Regions from separate parts of the Homo sapiens genome. Here region 2 is linked to region 1. Evidence: chromatin loops called from intact Hi-C (ENCODE). Cell type or tissue: heart left ventricle. All regions are shown on one strand. Links, peaks and the distances in the headings refer to the core of each region. The heading gives the core; the rest is flanking DNA.

Region 1 (5,400 bases), core at 225-5,224:
ACTGCAATATTCATTTAGAAATTTGATAATGCTCTCTTGTGTGAGTTTTAGGAATATTTGAAACCCCATTGCATATAAATTATATCATGGAAAAGCTGTATAAATATTCTATTATGGCACATGCTGTTCTAAGGATCTGTCAGGATTTCCTTTATACACTCCATTTTGAGTGGTATATAAATCAGATGTAAAAATTCATGTTGGACTGAAATTCAGCACAAAATGCCTCCTCCAGAGGCAAATGCTTTTTTCAAAATGTGGTTCGAATTATGTTGGTCATTTTTAAGTTACAGAAGTGCAGAAAATGTATTTGTGGTTTTGAGGGAGAGAGATTTTTTCCATTTTTATAACTCATTAGGAAACTTTACAGGCCTTCAGACCATTTTGTGGTTTAGTTCTTCTCAGGTTTTTCCCCAAAGCAATATTAAAACTTGAATGGTGTCCGCTGTGAATCCAATGATTACTGTTCTGAATACAAATGTATGTGTGGATACATATAGTTCTACATATCTTCAACTAGGAGAAGTTCCAAAAATATTATGACCAAGGTAGAAGATGAGGCCTATCAGTTGGCTAGTCTTTGCCTTGGTATCAGTCAAGTTTGGCATATCAAAGGAATCAAAGGAATCCCCTATCCAAACCACAGTTCAGCAGGTATTGCTTGAATTTTAAAACTGCATTAAATTGCAGAAAAATCCGCTGAGTTCAACACTGCCTCTTTTATGAGCTTTTAGACAATAATGCTGCGCCTTTTCTAAATTTTGGTTTCTCTAACATATAGAGCAAGTTGCAGTGTGTTTAACAGATATTCACTAATGCTTATCTCATTTCTAAAGTATTTAATATGTATATATTATGCATATAAATTAGTTTGCTAAATAATGTTGAACTTATTTTGTTAGTGTAGCTAATGTGTTAGAGTAATTTCATAAACATCTAAATTATTATTTTAGCCTATGTAGAGATTATTATACTCTCTTTCCTAACAGCATCAGTTAAAATCAAAGAAAGTTTGATTTAGACCAAGAAAGTTGGCCTAATTCACAAAGTTGATTAAGCCAATATTTCAGATGACTTTAAAGGAAAATGAAAATAAACATAATATATATGTTTGAATTGCTTCCATCTATACTGCATTTAGTTTATTAATACATTGGAACAATGCATTTAGTAGTTATTATTTATCGTTTAAAGCACAATTTTTAAAAAAATTTCCCAATATCGTATCTTATGCTTTGTATTAAATTCCCCTTAGAGAATTAAATCTGGGTGTCTTGATTCCAAAACAGTTCCCTTTCCTATTTCCTATATTTCCTATTTCCTACATTACACTATTTCTGGTACAGTTACCAAAATCCTTGGGTTTAGGGACAGTTAAGATGGACCACTCAGAGGATGATCAAACATTTGCCTGTGGCTGGAGCAATGTAGACTTTCCCTCTGGGATACTGAGGAGCAGAAGGGGTCTCACTTCTCCTGAATGTTTTCTCTACTTACCTAGTGTCACAGAAATTAGCCAGCTATGTACTATCGAGACAGCTGAATGCCAGTTTTTCTTATTTTTCACATTAACAAGAGAGTAAGGTTACTAATGAGGGGTCACATCCCAAATCTCTAATCTATATAGCTGAATATCCCTATTTATATTTGGGTCATTTTTTGTTCTGCTCCATTGACTTTTACTAAATTATACTAATTTGTGTTCCATAATGTTATTCTTGGTTATAATTAATGAAATTTTGTGTGTAACTCATATATCACTGATATACTTATGTCTTTCTGTTAATCATTAAGGTCATTTCTTTTATAATTTAAATTAACATGTATCACTTCAAACATCCCTGTATAACTCAAAACAGTTATGAAGAAGTTCTTTGCAGCTTTTGGGAGAAGTTTACAAATTTCTGAGAACTAGATACATATTGAAATATAGTTTTATGTTAATCAAAACTGTTTCAAAGGAAAGCATAGACATTTAAAAACGACTGAAAATAAAAGTACTTTAAATGTCAAAGTAAATAATTTTATATGTGAATAATCTAGATTTCATGGTTTGAGCAGGAATAATTTATAACTCATTAGGCAAGTAATATACACAGTGCACTTCTCTCCCAACCTATTGCATTACAGCCATATTTTTTCTCACATTTGTAGAAAGGGTTACACAGTGCTATTATTTGAATAGCTTTGACCTTGTTAAAGCCTGGCACCATTGTTTTTTACATAGCAAGCAGTATATTTTTAAATAGAGTCACTTTCTTACAACACATGAAATAAAGAATGACATAAAAACTTTAAGATTGTGAATAATAAAATATGTAAGATATATCCTCACCTTGATTTTACCTTTAAGCAGCCTTTTATTTGTCTGTTAGGAACTTCTTTCCATGGTTTTACAGGCTCCGGCTCTTGTTCTTTCTTTTGACAAATGAATGTATAATTTGTGCCATTATTATTTGACCAAAATGTACCAACAGAAGTTTCATAACGTATACAAAACTCAACTTTACTGCCATCTTTTTGATAAGGAGGAACCAATACAATCTTAAAGGAGAACTGGTCAGTTTCACCATCACATGAATTAGGAACATATTCTGCTAAAATGTCATAATGTGTCTGCCAGTCATCTAAAGACATTCTTACATATACTAACTTCTCAAAAGAAACATTCAAAACTCGAATAATACCCTTGATACTTGTAGACCCAAGAAGAGACTCAGTTGACTCCAGTATTGCTTTCTGTATTTGGAGTTGTTGCATAAGATCTTCTTTTGAAGAAGGCAAGTCAAACAGTGGGGCTAAAACATATTCTTCTGTGTGGAAAATGTCCGTCCCTAAGTCAAAAGTGGTTGAAGCACTCGGTAATTCCCAGCAATCAAATTCTTTAACAGACACAAGATTGAATCCAAAGGAATCAGCAAATGAAACTCTTCTAGTACCTGAAGATGGGGTATCCAGGTATATGTCTTCAGAAGAATCAGAACCTCGTCTACTTGGTTGAGGGGAGAAACCAGGTTGGAAAGTAACTTCTTCATCTTCACAAAGAGAGTCAGATAAATTAGGAACTTCTAAAAAATTATCTTTGCTAATCTGACTAGGTACTTCAGAAGGCTCCATTGGGCTCTCTGATATCAAATAAGAGAGAACTGTACGACTAGTAGAGGCTGACATTTGAGATACTGAGGCTTAAAATAGGTATAATGTTACAGTTGACATTGCAAAAAGAACTCAGCTCTATAAATAGGTCCAATGGCGTGTCAACTATGCTAGCCTGCAACCCTGCTAGCCTCCCCCTAAAGGCCTTGCATATGATAGCATCCATGCTACTCCCACCAGTATGTTTCAGATTTAACTGGCAGTTTTTAAAGCTGTATTTGTTTATGAGCTAAGTTCCAAACAGATATTTTTAAATCATGTTCTGCTGTATTGGAAATCCTGGAACTTTAGGATAAAAATATTATTTTAATTAGTTGATGTTAAAAATGAAAATGTGGATTTTTTTTAAATAAAATAAAAGTAGTATCACAATACTGAATATGTAGTTTGGACTAAATTAATCCATGGAGCAGGTAAGTGCAAACAGGGAAAGATAAGAACATTTATAGAACTGAAGAGATCCAGAGCCTACTAATAATGACAGCTATCATTTTCAGGGATTTATAAATGTATAGCTTTATTACAAAAGGGTTAAATAGAGGTGCTGAAAGTTCTGAGGAAGGAAACATGATTCAGATGGGGAAGGTATCATTTTAAATAAAGCATGAAGGGTAGGTGGAATTTAGACATGCAAGGTTGGAGCAAGGCAGATTGTCCAGGTAGAAGAAATAACCCAAGCAAAAGCCTAGAACAAAGAAGTAATCAAATTCATTATTTTAAACATTAGTACATTTATTTTAATTAAGCCATGGGAAAATACAGATAAGACATGTTATTGATTTACAAATATAAGTGGGCAAAGGTAAGCCTGATCCAGGACTAATACATCTACGTAGAATAAAATGTTCTTTTGCAAATGGCCATTTTATGCCCACAAAGCAGAAGTTGATACCATCACACCTTGAAATTCAATATGAGTTTTAAAGTATGAACAGCCTGCTTAAACTGTCACGTTTTTTTTATGTCATAAAACCCAAGTTGGGGGATGGTCATTTTGGTAAAAACCTATAAAAATTTAACTGCACACAATTTGACCGAGAAATGCCCCAGCTAGAAATTTGCTCTGTCAGTATGGGAAAGTATACAAAGATAAATAGAGATCTATGTTCATAACAGAATTGTGCGTTTAACAGTCTCTACAAACCTGTTAAATGTCCCTCTCGAAAGAGCATTGGATAAATAACCCATACAATAGAATGTTTTAGAAGGATAAAGTAGCACTTTATGTGCTAATATGGAAAGATAACCAAGATAAATGGCTAAGTGATAAAAAAGAAAATGTGTACAGATATGTACATAGAAAACTCCTGAAAGGATACAAAAGACAATGTTAGCAGTATTTACTTCTAACCACAGAATTTAAAGATGGCAGAGGAATGGGGGCTCTATTCATTTTACTTTATGGTCTGCTGTACTGTTTGAAATATTATACATGAGCATGGTTTTCTTTCAAAATATCTATTAATTAAACTGAAAAAATATACGAAGTGTGAAAGGTGATTAGTTTTTCTTTTTATAAAGAGCCCAATAGCATAATTTCTTTCAAATGAAAACCTCATTAATATGGTATAACTTATTAGGTAATTTGAATTGCATAAAGTAGTGGATGGAGAAATTATTTTCTAAAATTATAAGTGACTAGTGTCTAGAAGGATAAAGAAATGAAATTATTTGAGCTTTATCTCATCCACATAGCTAGAATGGGTGGTGACCACATGGATTGCTCAAGAATGGGTAATGGCTGCGGAAATGTCTGTGCCTTTCAGATTTGATGACTACAAGTAGCTATATTTCAAGGTACCTGAAATACATTGCTATGTAGTCAAGGAAATCAGCAACAAAATGCTTTATGGAAATTAGTAAAATAGTTCATATAGCCATGTAAATAATGGGATAATGAAAATTTAAGATATAATAATGTACTGAAATATTTTAACTATCCAGGAGTTAGTTAGCAAAGGAATGGAAATGAAGACCCCTGGGTCCATTTCCTGGCTCTGCTGCTTACTAGCTGGATGACCTTCCGAATGTTACTCAGATGTTCTAACCCACAGTTGCCTTAATTGTCAAAGTACAATGTTTAAAATTAAACAAGATTCTTGTTAAATGTCTAGCACAAAACCTATAGTAATAGCACCAGTCACTATTTCAATTCCGATATATGTTTGTAAAAGGCTGATTTCTAAGGTATATCAACAGATAGATGGATAGATATGTAATCTATCTAGCTACAGAGAATTCATA
Region 2 (5,400 bases), core at 300-5,299, 66 kb after region 1:
AGTGTGGTAGACTAGGTTGTTCCTAATTACTCTGTTTCCTCCTATAAGAGCATTCTATCTCCCATCCCATCCCATGTCAAATGACTTGAAAGGATTCCCTGTGGGAATCCTTCCCACTCCATTGACTTTGGACTTCACCATGTCACTTGTTTTGTCCAATAGAATGTGAGCATAAGTGATGTATGCTACACCTGGGCAGAAATTTTAAGAGCCATTACATGTTTTGCTATTCTTTTTTCCTTCTGCCAGGAAAAAGATATGTTTCAATATGGGTTATTCTTGGAATGAAAAAAACCACACACACACAGAGCAGAGCCACAATCATCCTGCAGTTGCTACAGCCCAAATATAATGAATGAGAAATAAACCACTGAGATTTAGGGTTCTTTTGTTGCTGTAGCATAACCAAGGAAAACGTAATATAAAATACATAAATCATTACAAAAACACCAGGAGTTTGTGGTAATACAGAAGAGGAACAACCAACCTGTCCAGGAGTAAATGGGTAGTAAGGGAAAACTTTTTGGGGGGAATTATGTCACAGCAAAGGGTGGACTAAAAGGTAGAAATGGGCTGGGCAGAGAAGGCTTTCATGGAAACTGTACATTCTATGTAAAACCACAGTGCTAACAAGTGACAGAAGAAAATATGTTTGGGAAAAGGAAAATAGTAAGGTATGATGGGAAATTGGGGTGCATGTGGAGGTAAACATGCACTCAAATCTCAATAAGACTGACCTTGACCAGTCTATTAGACCAAACCTGCCTCTTCAATCCCTGAACTGCTGATCAACTTTTTAATTCTATAGCATGTGTCATCTTCTAACATACTGGATAATTTACTTACATACTATATTTAGCAGTTATTATCTCTTCCACCACTGGAATATAATCTCCGTGAAGGCAGGGATCTTTGCGTATACTGTTCACTGATATGTCCCAAGCACAGAGAAGTGTGCCTAGACACTAGAGGAGGTGATCAATAGTAGTTGCTGAAAGATTCCAAAGTCATTCAAAGGTTTCAAAGATCATGCTTAGGAGTAGTTTTTATCATAATGAACACAAGGAGACAATGAAAATTTTAAGCAAGTGAGTAAAGTGACTTGCATCTCAGAAATATCATTATGAAAGTAATATGAACAATGAACCGGAAGGAGAAAGGTGGAGGAAGGTGGCAACTCTCCTACTGACTTTTATGTGAAATTTGTGATGGCCATTTTGTACCATATTAAAAAAAGAGTCTTTAACAGCTTAATGAAAGTTTCTAAATACTCTGGGAGGAGCAGGAGTAGAAGTTGAGCCAGAAATATTTTCACAATATTGAGGTTCCAGTATAGGTTGGAGATGATAAATTTGCCGACTCAATCTAGAAGAGTCCTGTAATCTTTCTTAGCAGAAAATCATTTTCCTAAATGTAAGGGCTAAGAAGGCAGATTGTAAGACCTATAAACAATCAGGCAGTTTTAGGGCAGAAGAATAGTACTAGAAAACCAGGAAAATGTGAGAATACAAAATAAAGAAAGCATAAAGTAGTGTGGGGATGGGAGTATAAGGGTAGAGTATCTGAGACATGTTGGGCAGTGTTCAAAATAGACAATGTTAAGTGAAATGATGAAATTATTTCCTCAAGGTTATAAAATGAAACTAGCATCTCTCTCTCTCCCTCTTTTTCTGTCTCCTGCTCCCTCCCTTTTCCCTTCCTCCCTCCCTCTCTCTCTCCTTCCCCTGCTCTCTCTCTCTCTCTCTCACACACACACACACACACACACACACACACACACACAGTGTATAATATTCCCTTTCTATTCATAGTATTTGTTATTGTATTTTCTCTTCTGGCCCTCACATTCCTTGTCCCGAACTGTTACAAACTGCAAAACCAATTAGAGCTAAATGTTTATATTAGTTGTTTCTTGATTTCTCCAAGAAACTCTTAATATGTAGTGCAACGCTGCAAGTAAATTCGTATTCATGCTTTAAGAACTAAGATAGTACTACCAACAAGCAATGGGAATAACTGACTAATGACTCCTTTATATTTAACCAGCAGTTATTATTGGATTTAATAGAATACTTCATTTCTGAGATTTTTCATAAATACATAAAACAAACATTTATTGTTTGTCTTGGTGTAGAATACATAACCAGAAACAATGGTTTTCATTTGTTCTGCATATCAGTGAAGAAGTTAATCCTTTCACAATGTTATCTAGCTGTAATCCTTTTTTCATTAATCATAAGATTTTAATGGAGTGTGCTGAAGTGTTTTTTCCAAGATTATAAAAACATGGAGGACTAACATCATGAACTGTTTATCTTCATATTTACTGCATTGTAATTTTTTAGTTCCAATTTATATTTTTAATATCAGCAGTTCTACTTTAATTGTTTACTACATTGACTTAATATGGTATAAAAAGAGAATGGTATACTAACTTGAGTTCCACAACATTTCTGATTCAATTGGTCAACTTACTGAGGCACATTTTATACTTTCTGAAAACCCATTATGAACCAATAATTGATGTCTATTATAATGAATGAAGATACACTTCTAACTAATTAAAAGGCAGTCAGCATTCATCAGAAAGAAGAGTTTCAAATGGTTCCTGGAGTCTCATCATTTGTGTCACTTCTGAATTTTTTGTAAAGCAATATATTTTGAACAGTACAAATGAAGTCACTTCAGGAAAGCCATCTTTATCTTATATTGAAATTATATTTATAATTTCAAAGACCATTCTCATCTTACCTGCAAATAAGATGAATTTAGCTTCTATTTGAATACATTAAGGACAACTTTCATCCCTACTAGATCCAGAATCAAGGATGAATAAACAGTGCAAGACACAACATCTCCCTAAATGAACGCTTCATCAACAAGGAAAGAGGTGAAGACAGAAAGGGAAATTAATGGAATATGCACCCGGTCAACATTAATGAATTTTTCTTTCGGGCGATTTTAGACAACAGAGAAAAGCTTTTGACTTACCTCTTCAAAAAATGTATTTGGTTACATGGGGAAATTTTACTCTGTCTATATTCTAAGATTTATTTGACCAAAGGTACTTCTATTTCCTGAACACTGCATGGAAAATAATTTATTTTAATAGAGCATGGAATATAATATTTTTAAATACTTTATTTCAAATGTAATAACAAATACCTTTTATCTGCAACAAACTTACCATCATTAGCACTGGGCACTGAAGTCTAAGAAAAACTATTTAAGTGGTTCCTGTGAAAGTTAGTCTACCTATACAACCTAATATCTACCTCTTTTTTTCATAATTAGTAGGAAATCTAATCATTTCTTGACCCATTTAGACATGTGTCAACAAAAATGCCATTTGTAATTTTAATGTTGTTAATATTCTTCAATACAAATAACTATTTGAAAATTATCTTCTTTTGATATCCTGTGATACAAGGTAAATCTGAAATATATTATGTTTAATTTTTAATAAATTGTCCTTTAAAGCAAATACATTTCATATATTGATAGGAGACATAAATCATTCTTGTGCTCACTTTTGAAAACCTGTTAACAATTTAAAATTATTTAATGTACTCTATGAACTATATTAGACATTTTAAAATTAAGACAAATATAATTTTTATATATTATCCTGTTTCTGTTTATTCTTATACTTCTTATAGGAAAATAGATATATTAAGATACATATAGTATATACCTCTTTTGACTATTTGCTACAAATGAGCTAAGTAAATAAAAATTTTACTGTAGAGTATAATATGTTTAATCATAATGAAAATGATTTTCTTTTAATTATATAAAAATAATAATATTTCTTTTAAGTATGTTTAATATTTCAGATAAAACAAAATGAATACATAAAAGTAATTTTATTGATTCCAAATTTAGTTTTTAATTATTTTCAATATTTTCTATACTATTATTTAGGGAATTGACAGGATTCAATTTAATGTAGGTGTTAAAAATATCAATACTAAATCATAAATATTAATATTTTCAAGCAAATAGATCCTTCTATATAGAACATGTGCTGGTAAATTGTTTAAATGAATTGAAAGTGATTTAATAACATATGTAATAAACAATGTAGCTCTGCTATTAGATTGGTTAGGTCAAATTATAAAATCACTATTCATTATTTTCTTACATTAAGTTTGGTGATGTCAGTAAATATTTATCTGAAACCTGAGCCAACTGTACCCACAAACTGTTTGATAGACTACAATCGACTTAACAGTTTGTAAGGATATTCACTAATACCTTTAAGAGGAAATCAGTGTTATAAAAGCTAATAAAATAAATATTTAAAACTTGCCTGGTGGCAATCATAAATTCTTTTTTTAAATGAGTGGGCAATTTTTCTGAGGTTGGTAAGAGGCTGATGAAACTGAGCAGATTCAAGGAAAGGGACACTTGGTTTTGCCAAACCTGCAAATTGGGCCAGACATCTCACAGCCTTGCCCAGATGAAATGCCTGTGACTAAGGCAAAGAGCTATGGTTGGGGTCTTGTGTGTTCTAATGAACCAACACTGCAAACTGCATTTTTTATTTCTTCAGTCATAAAACTAATGATGCTAAACATACAAAATGAAAATCACACAATATACTTAAATTCAAGAAAAACTGTACAGTATTTGCAACATATATTCCTTTCAAAAATAATAGAGGGGTGTCAGAGTGAGAGCTCATCTCTAAAAATCAGCAGTAGCGGCAACAGCATCATCATCATCATCATCATCATCATCACCATCATCATCATCGGCAGTATTTTATAGAATTGAATATCAAGAAAATAATATTACAGCATTTCTATATTTATTATAAGTTGTTTTAGTTCATTTTTATGTTTAGTTTTTAATCTAATCCATTTATCATCCCAAACATGGAAATGACATTCATAATCTGTCAAAATAATGAACTACAGTGATCTACAATGAGAAATTCCTAGTTACATTTCAGTACATCAAAAAGTCCACTATCTTAGAGTACCAAAACAAGTAGTAGGAGGGAGAAAGGAAATAGAGAAGCTAATATAAATATGTGACTTCCCCATTTAAAGTTTGCCATGTAGTCAGGGAGATGGAATACATATACTTTTAAAGACCTAAAGGAAAAAACATGTACAAAGCAACATTATTCACTGTACAAATTAACACAGTATAAATTGAACACATGGATTGTGAGAGGAGGCCGAAGAGATGAAAGAATCATCAGAGGAGCCAGTCGTGGTATGTTTTCTGTAAAGATTACTGTGGCAATTAACCAGAAAACTGAATTTCTATGAAGTAAAAGCAACACTTTCTAGGTAGAGTGTATGCTAAAGTGAAAAAACAGTAAGTATGGACCAAGTGAAAATTTTGGTGGAAGGAAAGAAATATTTTTGAAATGAATAAAAATCTGTG

What was found. Peaks named below come from ENCODE experiments on the same cell type or tissue, not always from the same donor. Only the 100,000 strongest peaks of a DNase experiment are listed, where the experiment ranks them.
Region 2: it touches region 1 in a loop (5-fold over the local background); 2 of 110 quality-filtered maps call a loop at or near these places.

What each region holds. Positions count from the first base shown.
Region 1 is chr7:113,915,880-113,921,279 of GRCh38, forward strand. PPP1R3A (protein phosphatase 1 regulatory subunit 3A) reads right to left here and starts at 3,130. Exons shown (of 4, transcript NM_002711.4): 1 at 2,336-3,130. The coding sequence starts at 3,117. In heart left ventricle, for the core only: a CTCF peak has its summit at 3,318; no DNase peak of the experiment used is centred there; H3K4me3 peaks cover 3,008 bases; H3K27ac peaks cover 3,627 bases.
Region 2 is chr7:113,981,681-113,987,080 of GRCh38, forward strand. No RefSeq gene overlaps it. Among named protein-coding and RNA genes, the nearest start is that of PPP1R3A, 65 kb to the left of the region's middle. In heart left ventricle, for the core only: no CTCF peak of the experiment used is centred there; no DNase peak of the experiment used is centred there.